Regions from separate parts of the Homo sapiens genome. Here region 2 is linked to region 1. Evidence: chromatin loops called from intact Hi-C (ENCODE). Cell type or tissue: PC-9. All regions are shown on one strand. Region 1 overlaps ABTB2 (ankyrin repeat and BTB domain containing 2). Region 2 overlaps APIP (APAF1 interacting protein).

Region 1 (5,000 bases):
GCACAGAGAGGGCAAATGACATGTATAAAGTTTACAGCTCCCCATGGCAGAGGAGACCTTGGCACCGAGCCTGGCTGCACGGCCTGTGCTGGGCCCTGCTCCAGTGTCCTGCAGTGCTCATGGCAGTGCCCCCACTCACCTTCCCCATGCCCTGTGCCCAGCAGCCCAGGAAGCACAGAGCCTGGGGGACCACAGGATGCTCGGCTGGGGTGGCGGGGTGCCCGATCTGTGGTTTCTGGGGCAGAGGCCTGTGGGCACATGGTGTTGTGTTCTGTTTGCAAACAGTTTAGCACGTGCATTTGATTTGCTCAGGGTATGACGCCACTGATGTACGCCTGCGCTGCTGGGGACGAAGCGATGGTCCAGATGTTGATTGATGCTGGGGCAAACTTGGACATCCAGGTGAGGAAGCCCCACAGAGCTGCACCCAGGCCCTAGGCCAGCAGGGATCACTCCGAGGGCTCCAACAAACACGCTGGGCGTGATGTTTTGGGCAACTGAGTAGATGTGTGTCAAAAGACCGGAAAGACAAGATGCACAGAGGCCACTGTTAGCCAGGGAAGTCTCCTCAAGATTTGGGCTTTCTGTCTGAAAAGGAGTGGACTGAGGCGGGAGTGAGTGGAGAGATGGGCTGTGATTCTGTTTTCATGATATCTTCCTCCTTTTACCAGCCTAATCTCCAGCCATTCCTTCCATCCCCAAATACTTCTAGCTCTGCCTCCCTCTGAAGCATAAAGCACTCCCCATCTGCCCTCTTTTGCCCAGGGCAGACATTGCTAATTAAATACCTATCCTCTCTTTTTGAGCCTTGTCCACTTTGTGCTCCAGGCAAACATTATCAATCGAATGTAGAAAGCACTTGTTAACTCTGGTTCACCATCCCTGCAGGGTACTCCCTTCGCTCGGGTGCCCAGAAAACACAGATGATTTGTGGTATTTTCCAGGTTCCAAGCAACTCCCCCAGGCACCCTTCCATCCACCCCGACAGCCGGCACTGGACCTCACTGACATTCGCTGTGCTGCATGGACACATCTCTGTGGTCCAGGTGAGCTCCTGCCAGGTGAACACCATGCCCCCCAGCTTACCAGGTGACCTGGGCCCCAAGCACAGCCCCAGCCTCAGCTGAGTGGGCAGGTGCCCTGAATCAGAGATCCCAAAGGCACTGCTTGAGGCCAGCTCACCTGATCGATAGAGCAGCAGCCCACCTGAGTTGCCTCAAGGAAAGGGGTTAGTGCAAGGACAAATGGAATTTTAGGAAACAAGACCCAGGTCCAGGCAGCACTAGGGTCCTGTCATGCCCTCCCGGCATCTCTCTCTCTCTCGTGTCGGGCACACTGGGGGCTGTCCCAGTCCCACTCAGCTTTCTCGCCTACAGCCGCCTTTCCGACCCTTCCCTTTTCTCCTCCCTCGTGAATTCTACTACAGGGCCAACTCTATATCATGGGGTCTGTGCAATTCTGTCCCCTCCTTAGTTCCTGAGAGAGGTTTCGGATTGGCATGGCTCACCCGTCGAGCCAAGCCACAGGTTGCCCACCTCAGCTCAGGTAGCTGTGCTGGCGTGGGGACAGTGGTGGTTCTAGAAGCAGAAGCTGTGGGCAGAGCAGCTCCCCATGCCAGCAGGGGCTCCAGCCACGTGCACTTACTCCCAGGTCCTCAGATCGCTGGCATGCGCAGGGTTTCATGGCACCCCTTCCAGGGAGTTAGCGTGACACCCTCGCTCCCCACTAGGTTGCAAGACCTCTGAGGGCAGGGATTGTGTCTGGCTGATTCACAGCCCTAGCCTATCACAAGGACTCAGCGAGTGGCTGTTACCCACTGGCCACCACATCCTGCCGCCTTTGCCTTATAAGAACCGGAGCAAAATCCCAACCTCAGTTCAGACTGGGCCTGCAGGGCTGTGCCCTGAGCTTGCCTGGATCCGTGCCTAGTTTTGCCCCAGTGAGCAGGCCCCCGCCTCCACGGCCTTGGCACTGGTACAGGGAGTGACTGATTTCTGACTGCTGCATCTCCAGTGATGTCTGTCCTCCATGCCACAGTCCATGGGACTGAGAGGTCAGCCTGAACTCCACTCCTGGTATCCAGGGGAAGGGCGGTTGGGCTCCCCTAGACTGCCATGCATGCTTGGAGGAAGCTTTGGTCTTCAGGAGCCTGGGAGGGCTGGAAGGTTGCTCCCTCCAGAGCAGCTGGTCAGGGAAGGTGGAAAGGGAGCTGAAAGTCACCAGTTGGAGTAATGCAGGCCCCACCCCTGCCCCAAGGCAGAGCCAGGACCGGCTCATCTGGAACTGCCTGGTATCTGTTAACCCTGCCCCGTCTGTCCCCTGTCAAAGCCCGCCCTTGCTAGCATGGGGAGAGGCCCTCTGCTGTCCTAGACTGGGACTTCCTGCTTCAGCCCCACCACCTGCCTTCCTGGGGTACCTGCTGTACCTCTCCGACAAGAAGCCTAAGGGAAGCAAGCCCCTCTTCCCATTCTGTGAATGAGGAAGACTGAGGCTCTGGGAGTTGAAGTACCTGCTCGGGGTTACTCATTGGCCAGTGGCCAGCACTGACACCCTGCTCCTTCTGACTCCAACACGTGCTGCCACCCAGAGCCATGGTTTACCATAGATTGCGGGCAACATTTTCTGTGCTGCTCATCCACATGTGTTCTCAGAAAGGTGGCTGCAGTCAGTTCATGGGAAAGCATTTGAAAGACGGAAAAAGCTCAGAGGTCCTCACAGCTTAGGGGCTTGGTCTTGGACCACAATAATGGAGTTGAAGATTCTAGAAACTTTGAGCCCTGAGGATAACCTGGAGTTCTAAAGTTCCAGTTCCTCAGCTGCTGGGGTGAACTGTGTCTTGGTCACATGCCTGGAGAGAAGCAAAGGCCCTGTCCCCGAAAGCACCCTGGCCCTTCCCAGGTGCTCCCTGCCACGCTGAGCAGTGCCCTCCTCCTCTGTGCCCCTGGCAGTTGCTGCTGGATGCTGGTGCCCATGTCGAGGGCTCGGCAGTGAACGGCGGCGAGGACAGCTATGCGGAGACGCCCCTGCAGCTGGCCTCTGCGGCAGGTAGGCACCTGCTACCCGGAGGCTCTGTCTACCCTTCCCTGCAGTGCCCCCCAGCCTGGCCAGGCATGTAGCTGGACGTGCAGGGGTCTCTTTAGCACACACGGACCCCATGCAGGGGCCTTAAAACCCCTTCTCTGGACCACTGGGGGCTTCCCCTGGCCCCACCCATCAGTTTCTGTTGGGCTCAGCATCTGGCAGGACCCAGCAGGGCAGGGAGGCCCTTCCCTCTGGAGACCCAGGGAGGGGGAGCAGGGGCAGGGCACGGCCAGCCTTCTTCCTCTCCCTTCACTTCGTCCACCAAATGCAGATGAGTGTGGGGTTTACTGACTTATTCCAGCACTCAGAGCTGCGAGAATCCTGCTCTCCCTTCCCTTTCGCCTCAGCTGCCCTGGCGGCTACTGTCTCAGTGTCCTCCGTGCTGCCCACCTTCTCTTTCAGGGAACTATGAGCTGGTCAGTTTGTTGCTGAGCCGAGGCGCCGACCCCCTCCTCAGCATGCTGGAGGCCCACGGCATGGGCTCCTCCCTCCACGAGGACATGAACTGCTTCAGCCACTCAGCTGCCCACGGCCACAGGTACCTGCCCGGGATTCCCACCCTGTGTGACATGAGGGCACTGAACTAAGCTCACAGGAGCCTCAGTTTCCCCGATGGGAGCAAAAGAGCTAGGCCCGGAGACCTTTCCCAAAACAGGGGGCCTGTGTGCTAGTAAACCAGAAACATGGGGGAGTTTAGCCTGCACAGGGCCCAGAGATGGGGGAGGCCCCACAGCTGATTCCTGGCAGACCTGGGACTGGAGCCTGGGCCTCCCGACGCCCAGGGCAGACCGTCCCATTTCCCAGTGAGATGCCACTCTGCAGCTGCCAGAGCCCACTCAGGACCACATTGCTTCCCATGCCTGCTGGTGGTCCTCCAGTGCCCAAGTGGCCTTGGACGTCCAAATAGCATACGGCTCAGCTGTGCAGAGGCTTCTGGTGCAAAATTGCACCCTGCCCCAGGTGCAGATGGTAGAGCTTGCTTTGTGGGGACCAGGCCTGCCCAGGGGTGTGGCGGGACAGCAGCAGGCTGAAGTCAGGGACAGCACGGAGGGGCAAAGGGAGACCAGACAAGGGCTTATTACAGGGCAGAAACGGGGCTGGAAAAGCGGGGCTGGATAAGCAGGGCTGGCAGGCAGGACACTTACTTCCAGTTCCCCGACACCATTCTTGCCACCAGCCTCATGTTCTGGCTGGGGTCCCCTCCCCTAGAATGCTTTTCTCTCCAGCTGTCTCCAGCCCACCCCCACATTCACCCACCCCAGCCACCCTCACCCTCCAGGCGCCATCTTTCACATCACCACCTCTAGGCCGCTCCACCCCACCCAGTGCCTGCATCCCCCATGGAGGCCTCTTCACCCTGCGTGGAGACTGCCTGCCTGCTCATCTGCCTGTCACTCTGAGCACAGGACCCTTGGGACAGTCACCGTGGCTAGTTCACCTTCACATGCCAGCGCCTGGCCCAAACAAGGTGCTCTGTAAACTGCCTGAACTAGCAAGTCCACACGTGAGGAGGAGCCCTTGGGAGGGACCTTGGGTCCTTGGAAGGGCACCTCCAGGCCATGGGCTTGGCAGGTAGGAGGAGGATCTGCGGGGTAGCCGTGGAGCAGGTCAGCCCCCAGGAACCTTGCAGCACCACCCATGCTGCATCCATCCCAGAGCCCCAGGCCACAGGAGGTGACAGAATGAGCCTGGGTCTTGGAGCCAGAAGTCCTGGGTCTGTACCCCCACCTGGAGTGGCCTTGAGCAAGATGGATCCATCGCCTATGACGGTGATGTGTCTGGGCTCTCACGAGGCTAAAAGCAGCAGCACGGGGGAGCGTCCTCTGTGGGGTCTAACATTCTGTGTCTTCATTCATAAATATGAATACATTCTACATGACATCCGTCTTCAGTTCATCCTTATCAACATGAAGGGACCA
Region 2 (5,000 bases), 730 kb before region 1:
GGTATTTGAGTTAACAGGGTATAGGGATTAGGTACCACTGGATGCATTGGAACTACAGCTTCATTAATGAGGCAAAGGTCCTGAACTAGTCTCTATTCCCCACTGGGCTTCTGCACTCCTAATATTGGGGTGTTGCAGGGGCTATTAAAGGGTTTGAGGAGGCCCTGCATCTTTAGGTTATTAATAACGGCTTCTAGCCCTTTCCTAGCCTCTGGGCTCAGGGGATACTGTCTCTGGTTAGGAAAAGAAGTGAGATCCTTAAGATAGATCTGGACTGGCCTAGTGGTTATAGCTCGACCTATCCTTCCTTGAGTTGCCCACACTTGTAGTTTAATGTTAGCTTCCATCGGGGGAGACAAAGAGTTTGTCCTGGGGCTGTATGGATGCTGGCCCCCATGCAAGCTAGACTATCTCTTCCTAATAAAGGAGCAGGACTTTCAGCCATGATTTTAAAAGCATGTGTAAATAGTAGGTCCCCCCATCTGCAGGTAAGAGGTTGAGAAAAATATCAGGTTAGAATTTTTCCTGAGACACCCCTTATAGTCATACTATGGGAAGAGGGGAGGCCTGGATTAGAGGAGAAGAGAGAGACTGGCTCCAGTATCCAGAAGGAGATCTACCTTCCTTCCTTCCTTTGATTTCCAGAATCACCCAAGGTTCCTGTGCTGTAATGGCAGTCTGAGTCGCTGGAGCTAGGGGTTTGAGCCCCCGGGACCCATCAGTCTTGCTGGACCATCTGTGAGACTGGTTCTGAACCCAGTGACCTCCGTCTCTGGGGGCAGATCTGTCTCCAGTGGTCTCCGCCACAGGCTGGACAGGGTCGAGGTGGCTTTGTCTTGCTACCTGGACATTCTTTCTTAAAATGCCCTGATTTGCCACATCGATAACAGCTAGTGGATGCACCTTGGGGATTCTGGACTTTGCAAGCTTGCACCACTGCTACTAGAGCCTCTGTTGTTTTCCTGTATTTTCCTTTCCTTTTATTGGGCTTCCTCCTGATCCCTATTGTAAAAGACCGAAGTGGCTTTCTTAGGAGGTTTTCTAGGGTACTATCTGGCCCTATAGCTTGCTTTTATAGTTTCCTTTTAATATTGGGAGCTACCTGTGTAATAAACTTGTCCTTGAGAATGAGCTGTCCCTTGATTGAATCGGGATAAATAGGTATGTTTTATTAGTGCCTCTCTCAGCCTTTCCATAAAGGCTGTGGGATTCTCGTTTGGTCTTTGGTCTATCATGGACAGTTTAGAGTAATTGAGAGGTTTGGCCCTGGTTTTCCATGGGCCCTCTAATACACACCTTAAAAGTGCTTCCTTTTCCATTCATTTCCTGAGTTACTGGTGTTCCAGTCAGGGTTGTCTACCAGAACTGCTTCCTTTCCTAGTAGGAATGGAGTTTCCACTTCTTCCTCACCTTCCCTATCTCCTCTTTGTCTCCTCGGTTTGCTACAGGAGGCATGTTGCTCATCTCCATATTTTTCTGCTGCCTGCAGAACTTTCTGCTTTTCAGCTTCAGTGAGGGTCTGACGTAGCAGCAACGTAACATCCCTCTATGTGAGGTCAAATACCTGAGTTAAATTTTGGAAAATTTCTATATACCTACCTGGGTTGTCAGAAAATCGGCCTAAGTCTCCCTTTATTTGCTTAAGGTTCTGTAATGAAAGGGAACTTGAACCCTCATGGCACCATTCCCATCAAGCACTTCCTGCAGCAGTAAGAGTGAAATGGGGAGAGTAGGATATACTGGAAATGGTGGAGCTAGAGGAGCTGATGGTACAATTGGAGGGGGACTGGAAGCATTGGGACATTCAATAGCTGTCTCAGATTGCTCCTTTGGAACCTACTTTAGCTCTGGGAAAGGCCTATGGGCTTGCCTGCCATGGCTGGTAAAAGAACTGGGTCAGTTGTCCAGGACTTGTAAAGGTCTGGGTTTCACAGGGCAAAGAAAGTCTATACATAGGGGACCTCAGTCCATTTGCCCTTCTGTCTATAGAAAAGATCTAACTGTTGGATGACATTAAAATCAAGGCTCCACCAAGCAGGCCAGGTTTGTCCATCTCCAAGATGATAAGAAGGCCATGCCCTTGTGCAATAGACTATGAGGCATTTTTTCTTCAAAGTCTCAGGGTTGAAGCAGTCCCAGTGTTTTAAAATCCACTCCAGGGGACCACATGCTAAAGATGATCTGTTACCCGTTTAGAAAGAGAAGTGAGAATAAAAGTGTCCTTTTAGTCTCCTTCCTTTCTGTATATGACCCAGGGTGGAGAAGAAAACAGTGGGGGCGTCCCCCAACTATTTTCCCTCGCTAGTTCCTAGGTCCCACCTCCCTGTTAAATGTGCTGCCCATGACTGTAGGTGTGACCCTCCAAGCCATGGCACCAGAGGAACTAGACTTTTGGGCCTAGTCGCACTTCCCCAAGCAGCTCTAGTCCTCTGCTTATATTTCCCTTCAACCTCCTAGACTTCTGCGACCTGTGTACCTCCCTAAAAAAAACAGATCTCAAGAAAAACTACGTAATTGGGCAAGGCCCCTTTAATGGAGGGGGTATGCTAGATTGAACTCTATATCCTGCTATTATGGCCCATGCTAAAGCATTTACCCTTAGAAAAATGGTTCCGGTTAACTTCTGGACTTAAAATCCCCTTACTAGCTCAGTACTACCTTAATCAGAGACAGAATAGGTGCCTTAAAGGAACGTAGGAACCAAACGGCCATTTTCCTGCTGATGGGACAATATTGAGACTAAAATTTGGCCACAGAAGACATTTAACTCCTATCTGTTGAAAGCAGAATTTTCCTGTTCACAGAAGAGGCTTAGAGCCCGATTTCTAGTGGTGCAAAAGGAAGCTGCAGTGTTACCATAAAAGAAAAAAAAATGTGCCTCATGAAGATTTCTGTTTCCACTAGGTGGCACTGTTGGTTTAGAAATACTATTTGCTCGAGGCCGGGCTCAGTGGCTCACGCCTGTAATCCCAGCACTTTGGGAGGCCGAGGCAGGTGGATCACTAGGTCAGGAGATTGAGACCATCCTGGCTTGTAATCCCAGCACTTTGGGAGGCCGAGGCAGGTGGATCACTAGGTCAGGAGATTGAGACCATCCTGGCTAACACGGTGAAACCCCCATCTCTACTAAAAATACAAACAATTAGCTGGGCGCGGTGGCGGGCGCCTGTAGTCCCAGCTACTCGGGAGGCTGAGGCAGGAGAATGGCGTGAACCCGGGAGGCGGAGCTTGCAGTGAGCCGAGATCACGTCACTGCACTCCAGCCTGGGCGAAAGAGCGAGACTCTGCCTCAAAAAAAAAAAAAAAAAAAAAAAAAAAAAACCAAAGAAAGAAATACTATGTGCTCGCCAGAGTAGTAGTAGAGAGACCTGGAAATGCCATGCACTCTCCAGACCAAGGGCAGAGAGAGAGACGCTCACTCTGGGTGGGAGCGGGGAGGAGGGGGAGGAAAGGAACCCTCTGTTCCTAGAAGATTGCAACAGCATTCCTGAGCTAAACTCCTGGTTACTAAATTCCCGCACATCAGAGAGAGAGAGAGACTGTGGATAGAAAAAGAAGGAGAGTTTTGTGACAGGATAGCTGGGGATTCTCTGCCAAAACCCGAAATGGGCTGTTGGAGGCTGGGTCCGACCCAGAGGCCTTTGAATAACGCCAGGGTGTGTCCTGGCCAGAACTTTCCCAGCCTCACGCGATGGTAAGGTTTCCCCGTGAAAGGAAACTGATTCGAAACACGGCCGACACTCCCAATGACCCGTGGGTATTGAGGGGGGTTCTCCGTGTTCTCCACCAGCAAGCCTAACATCTGAGGCCTTAGAATGGCAGTCGTGATAAGCATATTTTTAACCAGCTGAAGGATGCCTGTTGATTGATTTGATTTGATTTTAAAATAGAGGCCAAGAGCCCCTCAGAATGATAGAACAGATTTTAAGCTTGCTCCTATACTCACCATCCGATGAATGTTGTACCTCGGATTCTTGGCCAACACACCAAAATGATATGGCTCTGATAACTGAAGGAACACCAGGGCCCTTTGTCTCGCACCAATTTAGATAAATAACATGGACACACGTGGAGTGGTTTTAAGGAATGGAGAGTTTAATAAGAAAGAAGAAAGAAGCTCCCCTGTACAGAGATGGAGGGTGGCTCCAAGCAGAGAGAGAAAACCCCAAGTGGAGCGGGAAAACAGTCGGTTCTATTAGGAGGCTGGAGGAGGTGGTGTCTGATTTTCATAGGGCCCAGGGGATTGGTTTGACCAGGTATGTCACTCAGGTAGCCCACGAAAAAAACTAGCCTTCCCACCCTAGCCTTTTAATATTCAAATACAGGCCACCATGATGTTCTGCACACGTGAAGATATCTGGGGTGGCCATGATGCTTGACACACATGGTGACAAGAAGAGGGTGGGAATCACCATATTGGATGGACCCGGTTTCTAATGGCTGGCATTTGCACATCAAAGCTTGCTATCCTGGCCCTTTAAGCTGCTTTTCTGCTAGAAAAGAAATGTTTTTGGAGCTGCATTATTAAAAGAAAAAAAAAAACCTTACTAAGCTGCATTATTAAAAGAAAACAAAACCTTACCAACCTTACCCTCTCTGTCTAAAATAATTTCTTAATAACTCCTATAATAGTTTTGCTATTTTAATTCAAGAATTTTCAGCTCTTTAAAATGAAAAGGAAACTGACATTGTGTCAGATTTCATGCTGACTGCATTATGTCCATTGTATCTCATTTTAATCCTCACAGCATTTTCATTGTGTGGATAAGTAAACTGACACCCAAAGTCATGTAGGCAATAAATCCAGTAATGTGGATTAGACTTTTAAGTCAGCTAACTCCAAGTCTAAGTTGAATCAGAACTTTTAGAAATTTCTAGATTCTCAAGTTTTTAATTTTATATTTTGAAGTTTACTCCATCAGTCATCATTTGTAATACTTAAAATGAGTAAGTAGAACATTAGCACTAAATCTGGGGAAAAACACCACAATTTCAAGTAT

Evidence for each region. Hi-C counts contacts between places; a loop is a spot of excess contacts. Peaks named below come from ENCODE experiments on the same cell type or tissue, not always from the same donor. Only the 100,000 strongest peaks of a DNase experiment are listed, where the experiment ranks them.
Region 2: a loop joins it to region 1, with 7 times the contacts of the local background. A loop is called at or near these places in 6 of 110 quality-filtered maps.

The regions. Positions count from the first base shown.
Region 1 is chr11:34,163,305-34,168,304 of GRCh38, reverse strand. It overlaps ABTB2 (ankyrin repeat and BTB domain containing 2), which reads left to right. Exons shown (of 17, transcript NM_145804.3): 6 at 313-402; 7 at 945-1,046; 8 at 2,949-3,045; 9 at 3,484-3,619. Among named protein-coding and RNA genes, the nearest start is that of NAT10, 60 kb to the right of the region's middle. In PC-9, a CTCF peak has its summit at 2,378; a DNase peak (open chromatin) is centred at 2,254; H3K27ac peaks cover 798 bases.
Region 2 is chr11:34,897,108-34,902,107 of GRCh38, reverse strand. All of the region lies in intron 1 of APIP (APAF1 interacting protein), which reads left to right. Among named protein-coding and RNA genes, the nearest start is that of APIP, 17 kb to the left of the region's middle. In PC-9, CTCF peaks have their summits at 2,705 and 2,905 (motif pointing right); a DNase peak (open chromatin) is centred at 2,887.